Linked DNA regions of Homo sapiens: region 2 is linked to region 1. A link is an interaction called in ENCODE POLR2A ChIA-PET data of the cell type or tissue named here. Cell type or tissue: MCF 10A. All regions are shown on one strand. Links, peaks and the distances in the headings refer to the core of each region. The heading gives the core; the rest is flanking DNA.

What was found. ChIA-PET counts read pairs that join two places held together with the same protein. Peaks named below come from ENCODE experiments on the same cell type or tissue, not always from the same donor. Only the 100,000 strongest peaks of a DNase experiment are listed, where the experiment ranks them.
Region 2: POLR2A ChIA-PET joins it to region 1 with 5 read pairs; 2 of 35 experiments call an interaction of 5 or more read pairs at or near these places.

The regions. Positions count from the first base shown.
Region 1 is chr15:33,238,146-33,250,889 of GRCh38, reverse strand. It overlaps the pseudogene TMCO5B. Among named protein-coding and RNA genes, the nearest start is that of FMN1, 50 kb to the right of the region's middle. RefSeq lists a silencer at 12,496-12,665. In MCF 10A, for the core only: a CTCF peak has its summit at 8,038 (motif pointing left); DNase peaks (open chromatin) are centred at 6,789 and 7,789.
Region 2 is chr15:33,728,450-33,741,193 of GRCh38, reverse strand. It overlaps RYR3 (ryanodine receptor 3), which reads right to left. Exons shown (of 104, transcript NM_001036.6): 47 at 12,168-12,337; 48 at 9,500-9,720; 49 at 4,869-4,959; 50 at 2,604-2,744; 51 at 1,199-1,362. Among named protein-coding and RNA genes, the nearest start is that of CHRM5, 230 kb to the left of the region's middle. RefSeq lists an enhancer at 2,603-3,143. In MCF 10A, for the core only: a CTCF peak has its summit at 5,355 (motif pointing left); no DNase peak of the experiment used is centred there.

The DNA.
Region 1 (12,744 bases), core at 4,830-9,829:
GGAGGCTGAGGCAGGCAGATTGCTTGAGCTCAGGAGTCTGAGACCAGCCTGGGAAACATGGCAAAACTCCATTTCTACAAGAATTAGCCAGGCATGGTAGTGCACACCTGTGGGCCCAGCTACTCAGGAGGCTGAGGTGGGAGGATGGCTTGAGCCCAGCAGTTGGAGGTTGCAGTGAGCTGAGATCGCACTACTGCACCCCAGCCTGGGCAACAGAGCCAGACTTTGTGTAAAAATAATAATAATAATAATAATAATCATCATCATCATCATCAGGATTCTGCGAATATGAATAAAGTGTGAGGATGGGACTATACACCATGATGTTCAGTACAATCATAAAAATTTGGGGCTTCAAATGTGGCTTTGACTTCTTGGTTGTAAAGTAAGAAAGGGAAATGTGGTCACTTTCAAAGTGCACACTATCTACTTGGAGCAATAAGGTAAGAAGGGTTTATTTTGGGAAGTTTCATCGAAAGGGTGAATTTGTGCAGTGTCTTTAAGAAAAGGAAAATGCAGTTTAGTGGAGGGAAAATGTTCCTCATTAGTGTTTTTCAACCAGAGGTGTCTACTGCTCTGGGACATTTTACAAAGGCTTTCAAATTACATTCGTGTTGACTGTGGATAGGTGTCCTGGGGAACATGGCCCTCTGTTGGGAATGCTGCCATGGTACAATGTGTTGCTGAGAGTGTACTAATGGGAGAGTACAGGTTAGAGTCTCTCAGTTGTGTTGAAAGAAGAAAAGGGTGAAGAATACCTGTTTTAGACAAAAGGAGAAGAACAAGCCATTTGTTAATTCATTTATTCTAAAAATAGCATATGCCATGTGCAGAAGAAAGATGAGATAAAAAAAATAAAACACGTACCATATTAGGGAGAATTAGATGCCGCTCACTGTATGTCAGCCATGGTGTTAGGAGCTTAACATATGTGATTTCATCTAATCAATCACCGCAACTTTGTAAAGTAGAAGTAGTGCTCATTTCACGAGTCAGGAGACTTGTGCTTGGAGAGAGTTTAAGTAATTTGCCCAAGGTCCCTTCTTGAACAATTTCAGGAGTCACCATTCCTGTTGAATTTCCTGTGAACAGTGCCCCTGTAGCCCAACTGAGGAGATACATAAAAATGGTTTTGATTAACACACGCACTTTCAAAGGGTTTGTGGCCTAATTGTGGGATGAAGACCAGTATGCTCATATTCCTAAAAACTATATAAAAATCCCCAAAGAGGCAAAAAGAGGTTAGAGGGAATCATTCTGCCAGGATTGGGGCTGGCATCCAGGAAGCTGTACAAGGTGTCACCAGTGGCAAATCCATATGGGTCTGCAGTAACATCACTTCTTGCCTCCTCAGAAGAAAGAATTCAACCGAGAAGCCATAGGCAGAAGGAGAGGCCGGGGCAAGTTTTAGAGAAGGAAGGGAAGTTTATTAAAAACCTTTACGGGAGGCTGAGGCAGGAGAATGGCGTGAACCCGGGAGGCGGAGCTTGAAGTGAGTCGAGATCTCACCACTGCACTCCAGCCTGGGCGACAGAGCGCGACTCCATCTCTTAAAAATTTAAAAAATTTAAAAACAAAAAGCTTTAGAGGGGAGTTGTGGAGTGTGAAAGAGAAACAAAAAGCTTTAGGGCAGAAATGAAACAAAGTAAAGTACACTCGGAAGAGGGCCAAGCGTGCAACTTGAGAGATCAAGTGCACGGTTTGACCTTTGACTTGAGGTTTCACATGTTGCCATATTTCTGGGGTCTTGCGTCCTGTCTCCGATTTTTCCCTTGGAGTAGGCTGTCCGCATGCGCAGTGGCCTGCTAGCACTTGGGAGGTGAGGTGCGCAGTGTGTTTCCTAGAGTTGTTCATGTGCTCATTCGAGGCATTCTTCCCTTACCAGTCAAATGTTCCTAGGAAGTCATATACCAGTTAAACTCTCCCATTTTGCTTCTTAATGTACATGCTTGAGCCCCCTTGCCCAGCTCCTGAGATCTTACCAGAAAGCGGCTGATCACCAACTTCAGGTGTTTGTATTTATTGGGAGACGGCCTTTCCCTGGCACCGGCTGCAACCAATTATTATTTTAGAGAGGCACTGTAACAACAGCCTGACCATCACCTGATGGTCGCCTCACATTTCTGATTCCTGGTGTGTGTGTGGTGTGTGTGTGTGTGTGTGTGTGTGTGTGTGTGTGTGTGTGTGTGGCAGGAAAGCCCTTTCCGGCTCTGCTCATGTCTTACCAGCTACCTACTGAAACAGAAGCAGCATTTCAGCTAACTGAAAAGGATGGATAAGATTATGGGAGATATTACTGCACGGGAGAGATGTTTTGGGAGAAACAGTAGTGTGTCTTATAAGGACTTTTCAGCAACTTGAGATTGGTACAATTTATCTGGAAAAGGTTAGACTTAAATCATAGAAGAATTCTCTCATTTTGAGCTAAAAAAAAAAGAAAGAAAGAAACAGAAAAGATCATAGGGGAGCAAATTGCGTATACAGGACAGAAATGGACAGACTTGAAGTCCAAGCACACACCTTTATTGATATCTCTTCAATTCTGTATCCTGCCTCATCTTCTTAGTCAACACAGAGAAGAATCCAGGAATGGTTAGTAGAGTGACACTGACGTGTAAAATGCCATCTACTGTTCCGGCAATTTAAGACTTCAAAAAGCGAAGAGGGAATTCCAAAGGAGTAGGCAGTAAAATGGAATCTCTGGACCCTACGCTCCTCTTCCTTCCTGTTCCACCTCCACACACTCCTTCCACCTTTGAAACGTCAGATCCTTTTTTCCCAATGATGGCATTGCCAGTTAAGGGAAAATAAAGAGGCTTGTTTTGCAACTCCAAGAATCTGATTGGGTGAGAATGAGGGCTTGCTTAGCTATTAGATAAGTCTTCTCTCAGGTCCTTCCTGGCTTGCTCTCTGACATCCCTACCTTATAGCTCCTGGATGCATTCAATATAGATGCACACTTTGGATTTGGGGACAGCAATTTGTACACATGCCACACAGAGATCATGGAAGAGAAATGAAAGTGATCACAGGTACCATTAGGCCTAGAGATTTGGAAAAATGAAATATGTTCTATAAAACTGATTACTGCTTTGGAAGAGATTTAAACTGTACCTAGAAATCTGTTTCATAGATCTTATTGCTGCTACAGAAGAGATCTAGACCGTCCTAAAGGGCTGAACTCTGCTCCCACTGTGCCCACAGTGATGCCACAGATGGATTGTTGCTGCCCCACCCGCCCCCCTGCTTACCCTCACCCACCCAACCCACTATGACACACTGGCCGGCCCAGCCAGAGATTATATAATAGGTCCAGCTATGCGTGCTTACTATCAGTAAGGCATTGCCCTTTCTGATAGTTCTGACGTTCAGTTGGAAATCTCTGTTGGGATCAGAAGAAATCTCAACTGGGAAGAGAAGGGTGAGCTCAGAGGGCATCATCATCACACCACATTGCTATGTGTAAAGACCATAGAAAGAAAAGTAAAATCCAGGGAGAGTGGGAAAAAAAAAAAAAAAAGGAGGAGACAGGAGAAGAAATTGAAAAGGAGATTAAAACAAAAGAGCTTAAACAGGAAGGGAAAAGAAGAGAAGATGCAATGTGAAAGGAGAATACAGATTTTGTTCTCTACTTTTCTTAGGTTGGATTTGGTCCTGAACTTGTGTAGTGCGATGATTAGGATATGCTGTGTCTGAGAGCCTGACATGTGTTTCTTCCTTTCAGTAGTTGTATCCTGTTGCCCATGCTGCTGTTTCTGCTGTTGTTTTAGGGTTAACTCCACTTATAATAGAGATTTTTTGAAAGTAGGATGGTAATAAGCTAATAGAAATCAGTCAGCCAACTTTTTGGTACCCTCTAACTCTTCTACTATTTTTTAAAGTTTCTCTGAAGGTTTGGTTAAAAACAAACACTCAGTATATTTGTCAATAGACATACATGAGTACTCTTAGTAACTTGTGACGGGACAAATGTAGGTGAGAAAAGGAAAGTGGAGCCAAAGTGTGGAAAATTTTGAAAACAAAAAGATTCCTGTGCTCCAGTGGGTTTCATTTATGAGATTTTTAAATTAAAATATGATCTGGTTTACTGAAATTTAGCTTGTAAAAAATACTGCAATTGATCATGGGAAGCATGAGAGTGTAGGAGGCTTACGTTTCTTCTTGGCTCTGTGTGGCCTGAACGCAAGGTCTACCTTTTACCTGCTCATTCCTGGGGCAATTACTGCATTGGCTGTTAGGGGCTTTTCCATAACGGATGTTTGTGTTCACATTTTAGGGACGCTATGATGGAAGACGTTGGACAGAATCCACTGGATGATGTGTAAGTATGGGAATAATAAAAGAGTTCAGTAGAGGAAGCTCCACGGGAAGAGTCTCCAGCAATCCAGTAAGGAAGAACTCCACTGTGTGAGAATTTATCTCCTCAAGTCTGAGGAGGCTTCCTAGGGATAAGAAACTTTGGCTTCAGTTCTCTGTTCTTCATCAGAATAATGATGGGATTTTCAAAGATCTCTAGTGTCTCAAACAGCTAATCAGTCTGGCAGGAAAAAGATTCATCACCCTTTTGGCCTCTACTCAGCCCATGTCCCTGCCTGACTAGGTTAGAAGATAGCAAAAGGAGAAGCCTTTCCCTTGCAGGTCTCTAAATGCTTTAGAGGTATCACTTGGATTCTGCATACTTCATCTAAGATATTTTAAAACAAGTGTGTTAAAGTATTCATAGAAAAAATATTTTTTTTGCTTCATGAAAGCTTTGTTTCAGTGGGTTCCATTTATAGTATTTAAAATTAAAATGTGGCTCCACTCCAGGAATTTACTTTATGCAAAATAGTGTAGAAATCAATTTATCATGGAAAACAAAATAAGGCTGGTTAAGCTTATTAACAACAGAAGATAAGAGAATGAGTGAAACTATAGGGGAACGTCTTCTTAGGGCTCCTATGTTTTCCTGTCCTGAGGTTGGTGATAAAGATGATTTTCTGTAGGTAGCAGACGATATAATTACCAGCATTAGAAGCTGTAAAACAGAACCTTGACTGCCTGAATTCAGACCTTGAAAAGGACCTGCAGAAACTGGATATGGAGAATCAGGTTCTCCTTAGAAAGATTAAAGAGAAAGAAGAAACTATTTCAAGGTAAGGCTTTGTGGTTGGTGGGGGAAGGGCCTCCCCGCCCCTGCAGGTCCTTTGGGATACAGGTGGAAGAAAGTTTCACTTATTTGATGGTGAATCTTGACGTTTTATTTAAATCCTAAAGTATGAACTACAGTGCCCTCAAAATACTTCAGGTATAGATTTTTGCATTAAATTTTCACATTAGGTTGACATTTTATCGCCATTGCATTTGGTAGTTACTCTGACTTCCTGAGACTTCGAAAGTAGCTTCTCAAATTGGGGCCCTGGCAGCTTTCTTAGGGGCTGAGCCACACCTGGGTGACTTTATATTTCTCAGCCTGGAAAGAAAGCTGGCCTTGTCACTAGAAGAAGCCAAAGAGGAGGAGGAGTTGAACTATGTCATAGATGAACAGGAGGAATCCCTGAGGGAGCTGGAATTAGAGACAGCAAAGCTGGTAAGGAGGTGTCTAGAAAAGGACCATTGGATGCATTTTGTTTGCATTCTGCTGCTCTCCTTCCCAGGAATTCATCCCATGTTCATTGCTTCTGTGTCTCAAATCATGGCTGTTTAAGAGAGTGTTCTGGGAATGAAGCACTGGGCATGGGGGCCGAAGAGGCTTTTTTCCCAGATCTGCTGTGTGAGCCAGAGTGCACTTTTCCGACTTGATAGACTAATCCCCAGATATTATTCCAGTGGCCTGATGAAGGGGGAGAGATGACGGCAGAGCAACTTTCTTCCCTTGACTTTCTTTTTCCCCACAGGAGAAAAGTAACGCAATCCTAAGCAGGAATGTGGTGGAGGTTCAGAAAAAGGTAAGGGGAGCCCTGGGTTTTTTAGGGTCCCCGAGTCCCTAAGAACATTGTGTCTTCACAAGAGAAAGGCTGGTGGGCTGGGCTGGGAGTATGCAGGAGGGGTCCTAGGCACATTCAGAATGAGAAAAGATATACATAAACGTTAACGGAAAGGCTGTTCTCCACATAGCAAAGCATGCCCTGGAAACAAGCCTCGTTTCTTAGGAATCTTATCAATAAGAGTTATCTTCCAGAACTCTGTAATCACAGAGACTGGAGAAGAAGGAGCAACTGGCAAAGTTTGCATGCTCCCTCTGCACTGCTGCTGCCAATTGTTCTCTGGGCATTACAGATTGTGGTGAGAGGGCTAAAGGGCTTTAGAGGGGGAAAAGACTTATCCCTCCTCCCACTCTGCCCCATTCTCTCTTCCCTTTCTCATTGTCCTCCCCTCCTCACTGTGCACTTTCTTCCATGGGCTGTGGGAACAGAAAAGTCTGTCTAGCCCACATGGAGTCAGGCAGCCTCCACAGAGAGAAGGAGATGCTTTTCTTCCAAGCTTCTATCCAGGGCCCGAATTAGTAACCACCATCTGCAGCCTGGGACCCCAGTCTGCCACTGGCCCAGGTTTTCATGTCTGTGTGCCTTACTTAGTTCATGATTTTTTGAATGGTATTTTAGATTTCAGGGTTATTTACAAATATTGGCCTTGAAGAAGAAACCACAAAGCAGATCCTGGAGGAAATGAAGGTGAGTAGAAAAAACAAACAGATTTTTCTGGGAGATGTGTCAATTCTAGGTCCTGTGAGAAATTGCTCTCAAGGACTACCCTAGGGTATGTACTGGTTATGTCTGTGTACTTATCAGAGATGAGTCACTGTCCTTTATTCTCTGCATGTAATCCCATGGCCTGTGGGGGCATTTATGACATCACTAGTCACACTAGGAGCAGAGATGACTGCAGTGGATCAAAGTGGAGGGAACTGCTCCAGAGTCCCCATCTTCCATCAGTCGATAAAACACATGTTCTGAATGCCCATTGGGACCTGCCCTCCAGAAGCTTATTATTTAAGTGAGGACACACAAATAAGATATTCAATAGGAAGAAAATATTGACTCCCATAGTCATACAGGGATGTGTCATGATCTTCTGATTTCCAACCCATGGCTCAAAGGCCAAAGAAGTTTTTTTAAAATTTATTTTGTTATCTTTTTCCTCTGCTAGAAGATAAACTCATTGAGAACATGAATTGTTGCCTATGTTGTTCATTTGTTTCCCCAGGGCCTAGAACTATGTGCCTGGCACATAGTAGATGCCCAATAAATATATATTGAATGAATGACTACACTGGACACCCAATAGTGGGGAAAACCCCTATTAGGAAGCTCTCTGCATACTTATGTGGTGAGTGTGGCAATTTAACTGAGCCCACTATACAAGAGCTCCACTGTCTTATGTATTTCTCAGAAAAAGAGAAACCAGGTTTCTCTCTCTCTTTTTTTTTTTTTTTTTTTTTTGAGATGGAGTCTCTCTCCATCACCCAGGCTGGAGTGCAGTGGTAAGATCTCGGCTCACTGCAACCTCTGCTTCCCGGGAGTTAAAGCAGTTCTCCTGCCTCAGCCTCCTGAGTAGCTGGGACTACAGGCACACGCCACGATACCTGGCTAATTTTTGTATTTTCAGTAGAGATGGGGTTTTACCACATTGGCCAGAGTTCACCATGTTGGCCAGGGTGGTCTTGAATTCCTGACCTCAAGCAATCTGCCTGCCTTGGTCTCCCAAAGTGCTGGGATTACAGGCGTGAGTCACTACGCCTGGCCCAGGTTTCTCTTTTATTTTCTGTGTGATTCAGGGGACATGCCAGTGCACCCTATGAAATATGAGTGGGAGGAAGAGGCTTGTGAGCTTTGGTCAGTAGGCCTGGAGGAAGGAGGATGGCTGGGTTCACTGAATGGGCACTGGCCTACTGAGGCGTAAATGTCAGCTCTGCCACTTTAAACTTTAACAAGTTACATACTCAACTTCTCTGCGCCTTTGTTTCCTCATTTGTAAAATGGAGAGGGGAGGGGGTAATAACAAGTGCCCACCCTAAATTGTTATCAGATGTCTTCAACATGATAGCCATTAGTGTCATGCCCTCTGCTGGTCTGGATATGGTAATTACCCACTTCCCTTCCATAAAAGAATGCTAGTAACTTTCTGCCGTCACTCATTGTCTTCCACAGGCAAGACTACAGAAGTCAACAGAGTCCTGTGCAAAGCAAGAGGAGGAACTGGCCAAGGCAGAGGCAATGTCTCTTCCACTGAGGGTCTGCCCGGGATAGAATGGGAGAGAATCCCAAGGGTCTTAGAAACAGATCTGCTTGAGGCATAGGAGGGGGAGGTACAAAAACATCTTGCAAATGAATTTCTGATTCTTATGCATTCTTATGCAGCTGAAGGGAAAGAAAACTTCTATTAAAAATACTGCTTTTACCATTTCTTACATCTCTGTGTCAAATACCATTGTTGAATTCCAAACCAAAGTGCCTTGACACGTCCCCTGGTATTTCACATGAGAGGCAGATGACAACTTGGGCAAAATATTTCCTTTGCTTAAAACCAGACCCTGTGCCTAATGATGAGATCACCTCTTTGTGATGTGACTGTTTTTCCTTCAAGTCAGGAGTTGCTAGGTAACCAGCCAAGTGCCAGTGCACCAGGTAGGGCCCCAGGGAGGAGACTGGGCTTGGTTCTGATTTAACTCATGAGGTTTGTTAATTTTCTTTCTTTTTAGATAGAGAGTGACTACCAATCTGTGTCTGACCTCTGTAAGGACCAGGTCTACTACATAAAGGTGCAACCCATGTGGAGGAAAAGTCCGAGTAGAGGCAGAATATCTCCAAGGCCATGGGTTCCTTGGTTTTTCATTAGGCTAGAATGTGTCACTAGGGAAAATGCTCTGTATACAACAGCAACAAGAAGACGGATGTATGTTAAGGATTTACTTTGTGCCAAGTACTGTGCTAAGCACTCAGCCTATAGTATTTTTCTCAATCAATTTGTTCAATAATTCTATGAGCGTGACAGTTATGATCAAGGGGACAATGAGGTTTCAGGAAGTTAGAATGCAGCTAGTAACAGGGAACACAGCTAGTAAACGTCAGAGCTGGGATTTGAATACAAGCAGGGACCTGAATGGGAGGGAGCTCTTTTTGTTCATACACATCCATTCCGGTCACTAATATCTTTGAATTTTTTATTAGAACCCCTCCCCCACTGGTGTGTGCATACTGATGAGTATATTGTTTGGAAAATAATTAGCAGAATGTTTTTATCAATGACATCATGATGAGATATGGAAATTTTCCATTTATGACTTTGTTTATTTTTTAACTTCATGGAAAGAAATACCAGGAAGTTCTGAGGAAGATGAAAGAGGAAAAGGAGACGCTGCTTCTTGAAAAACAAATGTAAGCTTAGAAAAATGGCCTCCCTGACAGACTGCAGTAGCAGTCCGGCAGTCCAGGCGGCCTTTGAAGGGCGGGGTGCTTCTCAGCACAGTGTGTGTCACTGTGTAAATGGCCTCCAACAAGTCATCTCTTTCAGCCTCCGCTCCATGGTTCAGACTGGAAAACCAACAGCATTCAGGCTTTCCTCTTGCCTTCCTCAGCAACTGGTGTTTTAAAAGCCTCTTTTTGGCCAGGCGCGGTGGCTCATGCCTATAATCCCAGCACTTTGAGAGGCCGAGGCGGGTGGATCACCTGAGGTCAGGAGATCGAGACCATCCTGGCCAACATGGTGAAACCCCGTCTCTACTAAAAAAAAACAAAAATGAGCAAGGCATGGTGGCGGCCGCCTGTAATCCTAGCTACTTGGGAGGCTGAGGCATGAGAATCCCTTGAACCCAGGAGGTGGAAGTTGCAGTGAGCCAAGATCAGGCCACTGCACTCCAGCCTAGGCAACAGAGTGAGATTTTGTCTCAAAAAAAAAAAATCTCTTTTTAATGTTCTTCTCTTTGTTGTTGTTATTGTTGTTGTTTGTTTGAGACAGAGTTTCACTCTTGTCGCCCAGGCTGGAGTAGAATGGTCTGATCTCAGTTAACTGCAACCTCCACCTCCCAGGTTCAAGCGATCCTCCTGCCTCAGCCTCCCAAGTAGCTGGGATTACAGGCATGTGCCACTGCGCCCAGCTAATTTTTGTATTTTTAGTAGAGACAGGTTTTCACCATGTTAGCCAGGCTGGTCTCGAACTCCTGATCTCAGGTGATCCACCCGCCTCAGACTCCCAAAGTGCTGGGATTACAGGCGTGAGCCACCGTGCCCGGCCCTAATGTTCTTTTCACATGTCCTCAGAGGCATGCAGTTCCTGAAAATTATCTGGAGCTATGTTCAGAGAGGAAGAAACGTAGTAAAAAGAGGACTAGGGGCCCAGAAATATTCCTTTATGTGTGTGTGCTGTCCCCTTTCCCAGGATGCAGTGGGTCCACCAGACTGACCAGAGGCCCCAGTGATGCCCTTTTATACTTTCTTTCCATAGACTGTATGTCTCAGGACTTGTCACACTTTCCTTTTGATTATTTATACTTTTCAATTGCATTATATAATGTACATAGAGTGCACAAATTTTATATAGCTTGGTGAATTTTTATACATGATAACACCACTGAGATCAAGCTGTGGAACATTCTGAGTTCCCGAAAACCTCCCTGTCCCCTCCTCCCAGTCAATACTCCTGGAAAAGTAACCATTAGCCTGACTTGCATCTCTTTCTTTTTAAAGCATTCTTGAACTTTATATAAATTTAGTATGTTCTTGATTGTGTCTGGCTTTCACTAAGACTCACTCGCATTGCTGCATGATTTGTTCTTTTTCATGGCTGTTATATTCTATTATAGAAATATGGCACAATTTATCTATGCTACTCTTAAGGAACATGTTGCTTATTTCCAGTTTGGAAATTTATAATAAAGCTGCTACAAGTATTCTTGTGCATGTCTTTTGATGGATGTATCCTCTCATTTTTCTTGGGTTAGATACCAAGGAATAGAATTTCTAGGTCACAGAGTATATACATCTTTGGTTTACTAGATAAGCTGAACAATTTTCCAAAGTGCCTGTACCAATATCCCCTCCCATAAAAAATGTACAAGAGTTCTAGCTATTCCTCATCCTTACTTTCACTCAGTATTTATAGCCTTTATGATTTTAGCTATTCTGGCAGAAGGGTGTAGTGATGTATACAATTTTGATTTAAAAAACATTTTATTACTCAATAATGATATTTTATGTGCATTTTATTGCTGATTAATAATGATGTCTTACAGCTTTTCACACAGTTTGGAAATTTGAATGTCCTCTTTTGTGACATGTCTTTCGCCTGCATCTGTGAGATGGTTAGTCTTTTTCTAATTGATTTGTAGGAGTTCCTTATTTTTTTCATAAGATCCTTTGTCAAATGTGTGTATTATAGTCTATTCTGAGGCTTTCCTTTTTTACTTTCTTAATGACATTTTGGATAAACAATAGTTATTAATTTAGAAAAAAATCTAATCTGTGAAATGTGTCAATCCATTCTTTTTTGCTTTCTGCCTTTTAGAGGTCATAAAACTACTCTCTGTGGTTTCCCCTAGAATTTTTTATCATTTACCTTTTACTCAGGTTTACATTCTTTTGGAATTTATTTTCTTTTCTGTGGTGTGAGGTAGAGATTAAAATTTGTGGGGTTTTTTTTCCATATGGATATCCAATTGATCCAGCACAATTTATTGAAGATACTATTCATTTGCAGTGGTGTCTTATTTTATGTCTGGTGACCATATATGTGTGAGTGTTTCTGGATGCTTTATTCTGTACAATTAGTCTCTGTTCCTATCCTTGTGCCAAAACTACACTAATTATTATAGCTTTATAATTAGTATTGATATGGTAGCTTAAATTCTGCACGATTATCTTGGCTTTCTTGGCCCCTTGAATTTCTATATAAATTTTAAAATCGGTTTTTCAACTTCTACCAAAACAAAAACAAAAAACCTTGCTGAGATGTTGATTGGAGTTACATGGAATCTATAGATAAAGTGAGAGGATAATTAGTATCTAAACAATAATTTTCCATGGCCAGGTGCTGTGGCTCATGCCTGTAATGTCAGTGTTTTGGGAGACTGTGGGGCGGGGGAGGTTCTATTGAGGCCAGGAGATCGAGACTAGCCTGGGCAACATAGCAAGACTCTATCTCTACAAAAAATAAAACAAATTATCTGGGCATGGTTGTGTGTGCCTATAGTCCTAGCTACTCAGGAGGCTGAGGCAGGAGGATGGTTTGAGCCCAGGAGGTTGAGGTAAAAGTGAGATATATTGCACCACTGTATTCCAGCCTGGACCACCGAGTGAGATGCTATCTCAAAAAGAATAATAAAAATAAACAATAGTTTCACACACCATGATATCTTTATCCCTTCGTTTATTTAGATATTTAATTTCTCAAAATAACGTTTTACAGTTTTCTGTGTGGTGTTCTTATACACTTTCCATCAGATTTATTCCTAGGTATTTAATATTTTTAATGCAACTGTGAATGCTGTGTTAATTTGATTTTCTTTTTTTATTAATATTAAAAATAAAATAGAGACGGTGGCCAGGTGTGGTGGCTCATGCCTGGAATCCCAGCACTTTGGGAAGCTGAGGCAGGTGGATTACCTGAGGTCAGGAGTTCGAGACCAGCCTGACTAACATGGTGAAACTCTGTCTCTACTAAAAATAAAAAAATAAAAAAAATAAAAAAGCCAGGTGTGGTGGCACATGCCTGTAGTCCCAGCTACTTGGGAGGCTGAGGCAGGAGAATTGCTTGAACCCGGGAGGAGGA
Region 2 (12,744 bases), core at 3,332-8,331, 490 kb before region 1:
CCATTCCTCACATTCCTCAAGGAACTATGTTGATGTCACAGGTACACTGGAATAAATCTGAACTCTCAAAATAACACAGAGCCATTAACACACAGTTGCTAGAGTATAATGTTTTCTCAGAACGTTTTCAAAAGCATCCAAGTTACTACGCCATTTGCTTTGTCTTTCTTTAGCACTGTTCCCTTTTTATAGGCAGAGCCCTCCCAAGTCAGCACCTGCCTTCTTTGGCCCAAGCTTGATGGTTCACCATGCTTCTTACCTCTTACTTAACAGCAGTTTCAATTCTGTCTCACCATCCCCACAGCTCAAAGCTCTTTCCAACGGAATGTGTGTTTAATTGTCCCAAAGACGAATGTTACACATGATCAAAGCAGACAGTCCCCCTGGGAAGGGTTCAGGCTTTCATTTGAGAACTACTGCCATGAAGGACAGGTCCAAGGGGCTCATATAGGCTCAGGCTTACTTTCCCTGCTCACTCTGAAGCAGTTTTAGAGCTCTTCATTTAAAATGCACCTGGAGCTGACTGTATACCCTACAGCGCATATTCATAACTGGGCAGAACTACCACAAGCCAAAACTTAGCAATATTTTGCCCAAGGGATAAGCACACCTCCATGGCCTAGTCAACACCAGTGAGAAATTCTGGAAAATTACAGGGAGAAAGTAAAAGGTGCAATGGTAGGGCTATTCTGAAGCTCCAGCATCCCTCGGCATGGCAAAGAGCAGGTCCAGCTTTTCCAGTGAGGACCCCACACTGTTCTGCCATCACACCGCAGCCTTGCCAGGACACAGCTGAGTGTTATTTATGGAGCTGTTGTGATGTATGATGCTATTAGAACCATATGAGCCTAATTCACCATGAGCAAAGATATTGTCAAAAAGCTCATTAATAAATTAATTGCATAATTTGTCAGGGTAGTTCTCTCAGTGCCTCAGGAGATATTTATGTGTGGGAACGTCTATCTCTGGTAAAAAATAAACCAACCCTTTCCTCCCCCACCAAAAACCCAGAATATAATAATACAGATATGTATGGATTAAACCTTGTGCCTGATGGGACTTGACACATCAAGAGAAATGATGAACAGTGTTGGCAGGAGGGAAAGAGGTAAAGCTCACATTTCTTGCTACCCTCTGGAAGAAAACATTGGCTATTGGACAAAATACAGCACCAGCTCAGAGATGATTCTGGACTCACTTCATGGTGTTAATAGGTTTTGGGTCAAAGTTGCCATCCGCATCCACTGAGATCTGTTTCTCCAACGTGGCTGTGATTCTGGTATCTAAATAATCTGGTGGCAAGGCCCCAGCTATAGCACTGAGACAAGGCAGGGCCATTCGGAAAAGATCTGGGTCATATTTCTGTGAGGGAAAAACAAGGCCACATTAGTAGAGAAAGCAGAACCATGCCTTTAGACAGAACCAATCACCAATCAGCTGAAAACAGAAATAAAATACGCGCATTTATCCAGGTTAACCAAAACGGGAAATGTGTAACCCCTTAAATATTTTCTGGTGGAAATGCAGGTATCCTTGGAAAATGAAATAACACTATAAATCCTCAAGTCACCATTTGCTTTAAGTTGAAAAATCTTAAAACAGGCTTAAATCAATATCTCCTAAATGACTAATTTCAAGACTACCTAAGGGTTAAAGTGACTAGGCGCTAGGCCAGAAGGTGACTATAAACTTGTCTGCTAAGGATGGTCACAGAAACGGACCCAACTTATAACTGGAGAGGGCACAGTAAGCTGTGCCAAGCTCTGCAGTAGCTGATATGGGTCATATGTTGACATCATCAGCAGGCTGCTCAATATCCATCATTCTCTCTTGAACCCAGCCAGAAATGAATTTCAGTCAAATGGCATGGGGTTGGGAAGAGCTTTTGATCTGCTTATACTAGACCAACGAAATCCAGGGGTAAAGAAAATTTAAGTGCAGGTGAACAAGCTATGTGCATGTTCTAGATTTCTCTAAGAAAACCAGACCTACTCATTTTCTACCTTTAAAGCTCCTGACCTCACAAACTGGGTTAGGGGAAGTGGAGCAAAGTCTAAGAGTCAGAGCTCTACTTCAATCACACCGTTCAAGTAAGGCCTGGGATTCAGAGGCTCTCAGTTCTCACTCGAAGCCTCCTCAAATGAGTGCTTGCAAAGAACCTCTCCCAGAATGGCTTAAGGTCTTCTGGAAATCCCCTGTCCCACCATCACAGCAGATGTCAGGACTTTTCCTCTTGGCTCGAGCCTAGTGAAGGTTGGCAGACAGGAGCCACACCAAATCAGGGGGAAACGAATGGGGAGGTAAGACATCAAAGACTGACATCAGATGATCTGTGTGGAATTCACTCTGGTAGTCACTTTCCCTCGTACAGCTTTGTGAATGTGAAAATTTATTCAGCTACTCTGAGGCTTTTCTTCACCTGTAAAATAAGGATTTTGAGAGTTTCCATTTCAGAGAGATGGGCAAGGATTGGCGTAATATGCTTGTGAAGTACTTAGCACAGGTCCTGGCAAATGGAATGCTAAACAGATGACGGCTGTTATTATCTGTAGATGCTGGAGCACTGAGATGCTCTCTTTTTGTTCAGAAAGTACTGTCATTACCTTATGGGAGAGCGAGTCAAAAATCCCCCAGAAAAGCTTCTCCGTTAGGTGCAGCTCTTCTTCCACAGCTAGCCCGTAGCTCCCCCATCCTGAAGGCAGGCAGTAATACTTCCAACACTGTTCATAGTGATTCGTCAGAAGCTGGGAGGTGCAGAACAGGACAGACCAGCGGGGTGGCATAGAGAAAGTCCACAGGCATCAAAAACATGCAGGAGAGAATCAAGTAGTAAGCAGAGACCATGAGAATGAAACATGCGAAACAGCTGGGCTGTCTACAAAGAGGCCCTTCAAACACCGCTGGGAACAGTCTGCTCTCAAGCTGGGAACAGTCAGCTTGAGCCTGAGCGGATCTGCCTGATTAATTCTTATGCCTCCTAATGTGCCCCCTAGCAGTTACTAGGAAATGGAGAGGAGCCGTTTCTAGTTCACACCAGAAAGTGCTACCTTCTGAAAGTAGCCACTGTGAGCTGTTCTAGCCAGTCAGGGGTGGAAATAATTTCTTCTGGGACCTTTGCTTGTAATTCTGGAAGATCTTTGGGGGATGCTGATATGGGGAGAGGATGGTGGGCTGCAAGTCGTGGGTCTGAAGATTTTCTCTCGTCAATTACTACCCGTTGTTTCCTTGCCCCCACTCCCCGTGCCCGCTCCCTCTCCCCTCTCTCACACCCCAGTGACTTTACAGCAGTTTCACATCTCGCCAGTAGAGGGCAGAAGTTACCAGTAATGTTTCCATCCCAGCAGGTGTGATCCATGTCCTCCAAGAAAAATCCCACAGATTTGAGAGGTAAAAGTGAGCTTATTGAGTGATATCAATAATGCCTCTTCAAAGCCAGTATCCAGCTGGCAGCAAAGGCTTGCAGAGGAAGCAATACCAAATTAAGATGGTAATACTTTAACTATGGTTTTCAGTTAAAGTATTTTTTTGAGATGAAAACTGGGGCTGCTAGAGAGTAGAATTAGCCCTTGGAGGACTGTGGAATCTCTAAGAACATACAAACTGTTTTCTGCCTGGCATGAAGACAGGGGATTGAACTAAAGCCCTCTGGGAATTCTTGTTAGCACAGTAAAATGCTGCCTGAAATGCTCGCTTGGACTATAAAGGAAAGTGCTGTTAAAATCATTAGGTAGGATTTTCAGGTGTGGCTAGCCATTGCTAACACTTTTGCATATGGGAATATGGCAGGTGCCTCAGAGATAAAAGGTAAAAAACACTGTCTGCTTGGGTGGATGACTGATTCTGGTGTCCTCCCACCAGGCCCAGATGCCTCTAGTGATAAAATATTTGTAATTTATGAGAAAACCAGAAACAAGACAATAAAAAAAAGGGAAGGCCAGGCATGGTGGTTCACACCTGCTGTAATCCCAGCACTTTGGGAGACTGAGGAGGGAGGGTTGCTTGAACTCGGGAGCTCAAGGTTGCAGTAAGCCGTGGCTGTGCCACTGCACTCAAGTGTGAGTACAAGAGCGAGACTCTGTCTCAAAAAAATAATAATAAAAGAGAGGGGTCTGTGGTCTTTTTGTTAAGAAAGAGAGCCAGGCACAGTAGCTCATACCTGTAATCCCAGCACTTTGGGAGGCTGAGGCAGGTAGATCACTTGAGGTCAGGAGTTTGAGACCAGCCTGGCCAACATGGTGAAACCCCATCTCTACTAAAAAACAAACAAACACACAAAAATTAGCTGGGCATAGTAGCATGTGCCTCTAGTCCCAGCTACTCAGGAGGCTGAGGCAGGAGAATTGCTTGAACCTGGGAGGTAGAGGTTGCAGTGAGCTGAGATCTCACCACTGCACTTCAGCCTGGGTGACAGAGCAAGACTCCATCTCATTTAAAAAAAAAGTAGAAAACAAACAAACAAAAAAGATTTCTTACAAAGAAGAAAAGCACAAAACAGTATGGAATAGAAAAGGGACATTTTAATCAATTTAATGAAAAACCACAGGGCCTTCAAAGCTTTTTGAGATGAACACAATCTGAAAACCTAATTACATTGGGGAAGCACAAAATCTAAGTCCTCGTATTAAATGCAGCTAAATATCAAGCAGTCAGTGGAAAGCAGTTAAAGAAAATTGGAGCAATTTTCTTCAACCTCGGCATTCAAGAAAGGACTTGGTTTTGTGGGATCTATCTTGTTAGCTAACCATCAACTTAAGGGAGTAAAACCCATTTAGCATGTATTTTTCCTTCTAAATTGTGAAGACATCACATATTACAAGGCAAGTTTCCTGTGCAATAGACTGTATTTCTGTAACAATAGTGATGTTTACCTTGAGAGGCATTTTGCAGTATTCATTGAGTTGCGGCACATCAAAAACGAGGCGTCGCAGGAGTTGCTGTAACATGGAAGGCCTCAAGTGACTGCAGTATGAAATGACAAACGTAGATAAATAAAATGAAAACATAATAATAAAGGAGGAATGAAAGAAACACTGAACAATAAGCATATTACAGCCAAGCCTCAAAACAGCTCCTAATACACAAGATCTCGGATAAACAAGAGTAGATGATGAAACACTTGAAAAGAGTACAGTTAAAATTCAGAAAAAGAGTGCTAATGAATTGGGATACCCGAAGTGGAATTCTAATTGCTATGTGACAAAATGTTCTAGGATATATGCATACTCAAAATATAGTCACTGATTATGTGCAAAGAATATAACAGAAAGAAGGTGCAGTTCATTTTCTAGTCATCTCTAAGGTCCCCTGAACTCTGCAGAGGGAGAAACTGGCGTTGAGCAGCTGCACAGGTGGAATCTGAGGCCACCTACTGGTGCGATTTGAAGAGAACTTTAAAGCCCTCCGCCTTATGATCTGGGCCATGAAATTCTCACTACTGGAATCATTTGTTTGGGGTAAGGCTTTGTTCTCAAAACAACTCCGTTAATAGGCAAACACAGTAACTATTTAAAGAATAATCTATCAAATTACAGAGTTCATGGCACAAATAAATTTTGAGGTAGAGAAAGGAGAGATAAGCAACACGAATTTTGCTTTTTTTACATTGCCAAACTTTAAAAAAAACCTAGTGGAACCTATGGTTTTCTCCAGAGAAAGGTGTACACACATAAACACAATTTGGTATATAAGTTCAGCTCATGAATCCCTGGATTTTTTCCACTATTGCCTAAGGAGCTAAGGAGGTAAAGCTGACACCCCTTTGTTAAATGTTGGAATGCCAGGGAAGAAATCCTTGGAGCATCTACAATAAGAAGGATGTATGCAGATGGAGAACAAAAGTCGTCTGTTTCACAACTGTTTCTGGAGCTGGCCTTGTGATAAAAAGCCCCAGGGTGAAAATACACAGCAAGTAAGTAGCCTTGTCTCAGAATCCAATAGTTAGAATGCAAAAATCACTCAATGTTTCAATTATTCAGCTAATTAGCAATTGTCACCTAAGATTCACTAACTTGAATACAAAGAGTGCAATAAGTCTGTAATTCTGTGAATTCCTGACTTATTAAAATAAACAATGAAAAAACCTAGTTAAGTATCAGTTTGCCTGCTACATCTAGAGCTCAAGTGATCAAGAAGAAAAGCTCTAAAAGTACAGTAATAGGGGCTGTGAGCTCTACTTTTTGTTTGATGTAAAATTCCAATTTCTCGGCCAGGCGCGGTGGCTCACGCCTGTAATCTCAGCACTTCGAGAGATCAAGGTGGGGTGATCACCTGAGGTCAGGAGTTCGAGACCAGCCTGGCTAACATGGTGAAGCCCTTTTTCTACTAAAAATACAAAAAATTAGCCAGGCGTGGTGGCGGGTGCCTATAGTCCCAGCTACTTAGGAGGCTGAGGCAGGAGAATTGTGTGAACCTGGGAGGCGGAGTTTGCAGAGAGTGGAGATGGCACCACTGCACTCCAACCTGGGCGACAGAGCGAGACTCTGTCTCAAAAAAAAAAAAAAAAAAAGAAAAAAAAATCGAATTTCTCCAAAGTCTGATTCTTTAGAAATATTTGCAGCTCAAATCAGTCTCACCAATGCGACTTTGTTATTAGGAAACAGCTTATGTTGGGAGGCAGGGGTCCTTGGTTGATGTGGTTTCTAAAATACACCTGGAGTTCAGCTCCAGCAAAAGGTGGAACACGATCGCAGCTGTTATTGATGCATTACCAACCAATTACAAATTAAAGCTGATGGAAACGATTTCTTTTTGTGTAAACTCATTATTTACTCCATTTTCTACCGTTAAGAAAATAGAGGCTCATAAAAACAAATAATGGGGCATTAATCTTCCTTTTGAAGCGGCAAAGTGCAAAACCTAGGTACCTTATTAATTCCTGGAGGTTAATTGGTGTGTCCACTGAAATTTGTCTCTCTTGAAAGATCAAAAATATTCTAATTAGCTTAATTGTCTGCCAGTTATCATAAAAATCTTGTGTTGAATGAAGCAGTAACATAATATTAGGCCTGGTTTGGGAAGGAGATCTCTGGGAGAAAACCCTTTTTGGGGCCTGGGTCGAGGCCTCCTTCCCATCAACCAGCCTTTACTCCCCACCCCAAGAAAATAATACCATGCAATGACACAGCTTGTTCCATAAAGCAGTTAAAGCCTGTAGGCCTTAGACAATACAAAGACAGTAGATACAGCTTAATTTTAAAAAGCATTTTAAACATAGTGATCATTGTTATATTTGAAATATAAGCATGAGATTATCCTTTTTACAACATTTTAAAACTGTTTTGTAACAGGCTTTATTTTTCAGAGCAGTTTTCGGTTCACAGCAAAATTGAGCAAAGGGTACTCAGAGTTCTCATATATCCCTGGCCCCATACAGGCACAGCCTTCCCCATTATCATTATCCCTCACCAGTGGCACATTTGTGACAACTGATAAACTTATATTGAAACATCGTTATCACCCAAATTTCATAATTTACATTAGGGTTCACTCTTGGTGTTGTACATTCTATTGGTTTGGACAAGTATTTAATGACATACATCCATCATTATACTGTTTCCACTGCCCTAAAAATTCTCTGTGCTCAGCCTGTTCATCTCTCCCTCCCCCAACCCCTGACACCACTGATCTTTTCACTGTTTCCTTAGCTTTGCCTTTTCCGGAAAGCCATATAGTTGGAATCATACAGCATGTAGCCTTTTCGGATTAGCTTCTTGCACTTAGTAATATGGGTTTAAGGTTCCTCTATGTATTTTCATTGCTTGATAGCTCATTTCTTTTTAGCACTGAATAAATTCCATGGTCTGATGTACCACAGTTTATTTATCCATTCGCCCACTCAGAAACATCTTGATTGCTCCCAAGTTTTGGCAATTATGAATAAAGCTGCTACAAGCATCTGCATACAGGTTTTTGTATGGACATAAGTTTCCAACTCATTTGGGTAAAAAAACCAAGGAGTAAGATAGTTGAATCATATAGTTAAGAGTATATTTAGTTTTGTAAGAAACTGACAAACTACTTTCCAAAGTGACTATACCATTGTCACTCCCACCAGCAATGAATGACAGTTCCTGTTGTTCCACATCCTTGCCAGCATTTGGTGTTGTCAGTGTTCTGCATTTTGGCCATTCTGATATGTGTGTAGTGCTATCTCATTGCTGAGATTACCTTTTGGTGTGATGTTCTACTCACATCGATGTGAGGACCGATGAGTTTTTTTTTCCAGGTAGCCCTAGCTCCCCAATGCATAGTAATTTCATCTGTGATTAGAAAAGAACTCATTCAACAAGAAATCAAGACCATACTCAGCTGGCCCCTAAAGGGGGAAGGCTGTTGATCCTCTCTCTGGAGTGCCCTACAGCAGTGATTCCTAATCTGGACTACATATTGGAATCACTTGGGAAGCTTCAAAAGCCAGAATCTTGGGTCCCATCCCTAACAGTTTTGACTTTTTGGGCTCGGATGTGGCCTGGGCACTGGGATATTTATTTCGTAACTCATCAGGCATTTCTGATATGCAGGTGAGAAGGAAAAACACTGGCTGAAAAATAGCAGATCATAGTCTTGGCCTGTGCTGCTAAGACCTGTTGAAAGGGTCGTCTTCCTTGGATTCTACCAGACTTGACTTAGATTCCTGAAGACCCAAGGCTCTTGGGGTGACTTTACCTTTTGTCCTCAGCTGGCTCTGATGCCCATCTGCAGTCATAAAAATTATTGCCTTTAATTCCCCACTGTGACTGGAGGTTTTTTCTTTCATTTGTTGCTGGTCTTGGGAGGCCTAGAGGTAGGTCGCTTTTTTTTTTTTTTTGAGATGGAGTCTTGCTCTGTCGCCCAGGCTGGAGTGCAGTGGCATGATCTCGGCTCACTGCAAGCTCCACGTCCCAGGTTCACGCCATTCTCCTGCCTCAGCCTCCCGAGTAGCTGGGACTACAGGCGTCTGCCACCATACCCGGCTATTTTTTTTTTTTTTGTATTTTTAGTAGAGATGGGGTTTCACCGTGTTAGCCAGGATGGTCTCGATCTCCTGACCTCGTGATCTGCCCACCTCGGCCTCCCAAAGTGCTGGGATGACAGGCGTGAGCCACCGTGCCCAGCCGGTAGGTTGCTTTTATTCACACTCAGAGTCTGGCTTCTATGTAAGATATGCTCATGTAGAGGACAGACACATCTGCTTCTGGCTCTATCTTGAGAATGAAGAGAATGAAGACAGCCCTTAATCTGAACAGTTTAGGCCTGAAATAGTCTTCTGGTCCATCAACCGTAATGGGTAAAGCCTGAGCTGTGCCCTCTCCCTTCCCCCAAAGGGAAAGATGAGCCTCAAGGAAGAGCCTGTGGCAAATAGGGGAGCCGAGCACATCCTATGAGATGTCTGGGGGAGGGCTGGTGTATGACAATGGCCTGGAAGCTTCCTTAGACTAGACCACCAGTTTTTAGATTACATAGGAAAATGCAGTTGACCTGGATGCATACACAGAAGTAACAACATAGGATATGTACTTACTTGCAAATGGCAAGCAAACATTCTTCTATAGTGTCCCTTTGTGCTTTGGTGAGGGAACGTCCCTTGGATAGCCTGTATATTGTCTGCAGTGTGGAATCAATCAGAGAGGTGCAGTGTTCTGTTCCGGCAAAGAGAGGGGCACATCTTGTGAGGAGCGGGAGCACAGCAGAACATATATACCTATTTAGTGCAAGCGCAGCCTCTGTGGTGCTTAGGGAAACCTAGAGAAAGAAGATTGGGACACAGGTTAATTGCCCTGAGGAACAGAGCAAAGCTGGCTCTGCACAGAGTTCCCATGTAGCAAGCTGTGGGAGCTTATATATGTCCACGTTGCATAGCAAGGCAGTGAACAACTTTCTACCTTATCGGCAGTTCTATTTTTCTTTTTGCATTTTCAATGAAAAAAAATCAAGTTAAAAGAAAGAACAAAAAAAAAACACACAAAAAAATCATAACAAAGGCTAGCTGGCTCTAAGTCTTCCCAAATGATCCTATAAATATCTGTTCCCTTCAAAAGAATTTTGAACTCATTAAAATCAGCTGATGGCCAGTCTAACCCAACATTTTGATGCTTGCAAAGTCTAGTTGCCAGGATACTACATTACTATTCTGGTTTTCGCTCTCTTTTCTCACCTACCAGGGACTCACACACTGTAATTTTACAACTGTAAGATTAGTGAATGGTTATAGGCCAAGCAGTTTCTCAAATTCACCAGTTTTGTGAAAGCGAAAGTGGAACTCTGACTCCTTTCAGTTAATTGGTGAGCACTTCGAGCAATTCACAATCAATACTGACATTAGAGTAGACCCCACTAAAGGGAACCTGACTCTGCATGGGCAACGTGGAAAAGGAACAGAAACTTGGGACCTTCTGTACAACTCTAACATAGTTCTTGCTTACAATGCTCTTTGATGTACATTTAGACGGATGAATGGAATACAAGGAAAACCCATTTAGTGACACTAAGTATAGCCAAAGCATGCTTTACCACCATCTTTGAAAACTATAGAACTTTCGAAAGAAACCTTGAGATCCACAGAGATGAAATATTGCCATTTCCTGTGATTCCTGCAGTCATTCTATCTGTAACACACTTTATATAACTTATGATTTGAAAAACCATTTTCTTTGAACTATATACATGTCTCATTGTTCCTATAAATTATCTAAATTATCAAGTTTGTCTCCTAGAAACTTCAGTAATCATGCTGGGAGAAACAGCTAATCTTTCACATTTATCACTTTAATATACAGACTTAAAACGAGAAAGGACAGAGCTTTGATTTCAGTAGATTATAAGTTTTCAAAAGAGAATGCATGAATGTCTATGTGTTAATGAACTGAATATAACACCTTTTTGTTGTAGATGGTGTTTGGACAAACATGTGATTGAACACCAGATACTAGAATAGCATTTGCTGTTTATTTGATTTATAAAAACATTAAATTATTTGATCAGGAAGCTTGGGGAGATCCCATGAGTTAAGAAAATTATTTTTAAAATCAAATAATTTATAGAAAAGTTCAAAACAACAGCAGTGGCAGAAGCATTGTTTTAATTATTCACAAATAATTATTCATAATTATTCATTATGAATAAAAAATTATTCATTGTTTTATTATATCAAAACATTGGGTTAGACTGGGTTATTCAGTATTAGGGATCGTATACCCTAATACTGTCATATATACCATTTATCATCACCATACCACACATGGGAATGCAGCTCCCACTCAGGTTGGGGCTCATATTTCTTTCCATTTCTGGATAACCCATGCAGGTGGAATCCATCCAAGTTAAGGTATTTGCCGCTGACAACCCATCACAGAGCTCAGATTTCTGTCTCTGTTGGACACCAGGTGGAGCCTTTGAGAAATGTTATAACTAAAAACAACACTAAACTGGAAAGATGTTTTTTAGACTTACGCAGATCTAGTTTGTCTTTTCTCCTTGGACCTATGACTCCTGGTGTACCTTTTTCTGCTTAGTTCTGACTTGTGGCATCTCGTATCTGAGCTTTGTAACTCTAGGGGCCTCCTCTCTTGATGTTTGTTGATGGTGAACTACCTTATCTATCTCACCCTTGATTTCCAAACTTATATTTGCCTTTGTCCTCTTGTATTGACCTTCGTCAGGCCCCTGGCTTCAGACCTATCCATCCTGGTGGTCAGTACATGAAACTAAGAAGCGAGAGTGTGAAGAGTAATGTCAGCCTATAATGTTGCCAGCCAGCCTTTTTCAAAGGCAATAGAGACACGGTCTCACCAGAGGGTGATTTTGTCCCCGAGGGGACATCTGGTGATATCTGAAATTGATTTTGGCAGGGATTCGCGGTGAACTGGGGTGCTACTGATATCTAGTGGGTAGAGGCCAGGGATGTTGCTACACGTTCTACAATGCACAGGATAGCCCCTTAACATTTACTGTCAAGGTTAAAAAAACTCTGCAATTGAGGGAGTTGGATTTGGGGTCAAATTGACCTATATCTAAGTCTCTGGCCCAATAAATTAAGATCTTCCATTTCATGATACCTCTATTTTCTCACCCATTAAAGTAAGCTATTAAAATGTAATTGGTGAGTAAAGAGAAAATATTTGCTTCGAAGTCCAACATTACTAATTTCACAATGATGGGAACAATAATTTTTTGTTATTTTTGCAACTTACTGTATCTAGAGAGGCAGAAGCTCTTAGGTCAGGTAAAAATCCAACCTCCAGCAAGTGGAGCAGAAAAGTTTGATCCTTAATGCCATAAACGCGGTCCAAGAACAGCACCATAGGTGCCTTGTGGTCAGGGCAGAAATTGGCCGCCATATCTGGCTCACTGACCGACCCATCTGAAAGACACATAGAAAATGTAATTTCCCTTTTCCTGTCTCCAAAGTCTCAAAAGATAACACAGAGCTTGTCTGTCTATAGCTTATTCTCCCTATAAGGGACAAGAATTTTTGGAAAAATACAGATTGAGCATCTCAAATCCAAAAATCTGAAACCTGAAATGCACCAAGATCTGAAACTTTTTGGGCACCAACATGATGCTCAATGGAAATGCTCATGAGTATTCTGGATTTTGGATTTTCAGATTTGAGATATGCAACAGGTAAGTATAGCGCAAATATTGCAAAATCCAAAAAAATCCAACACGCTTCTAGTCCCAAGCATTTAGGATAAGGAATACTCAATCTGTACAGTGCTGCGCTGAAGGCAGCTTGTACTTTGTTGAAAAGCCAGTTTAAAATTCCAG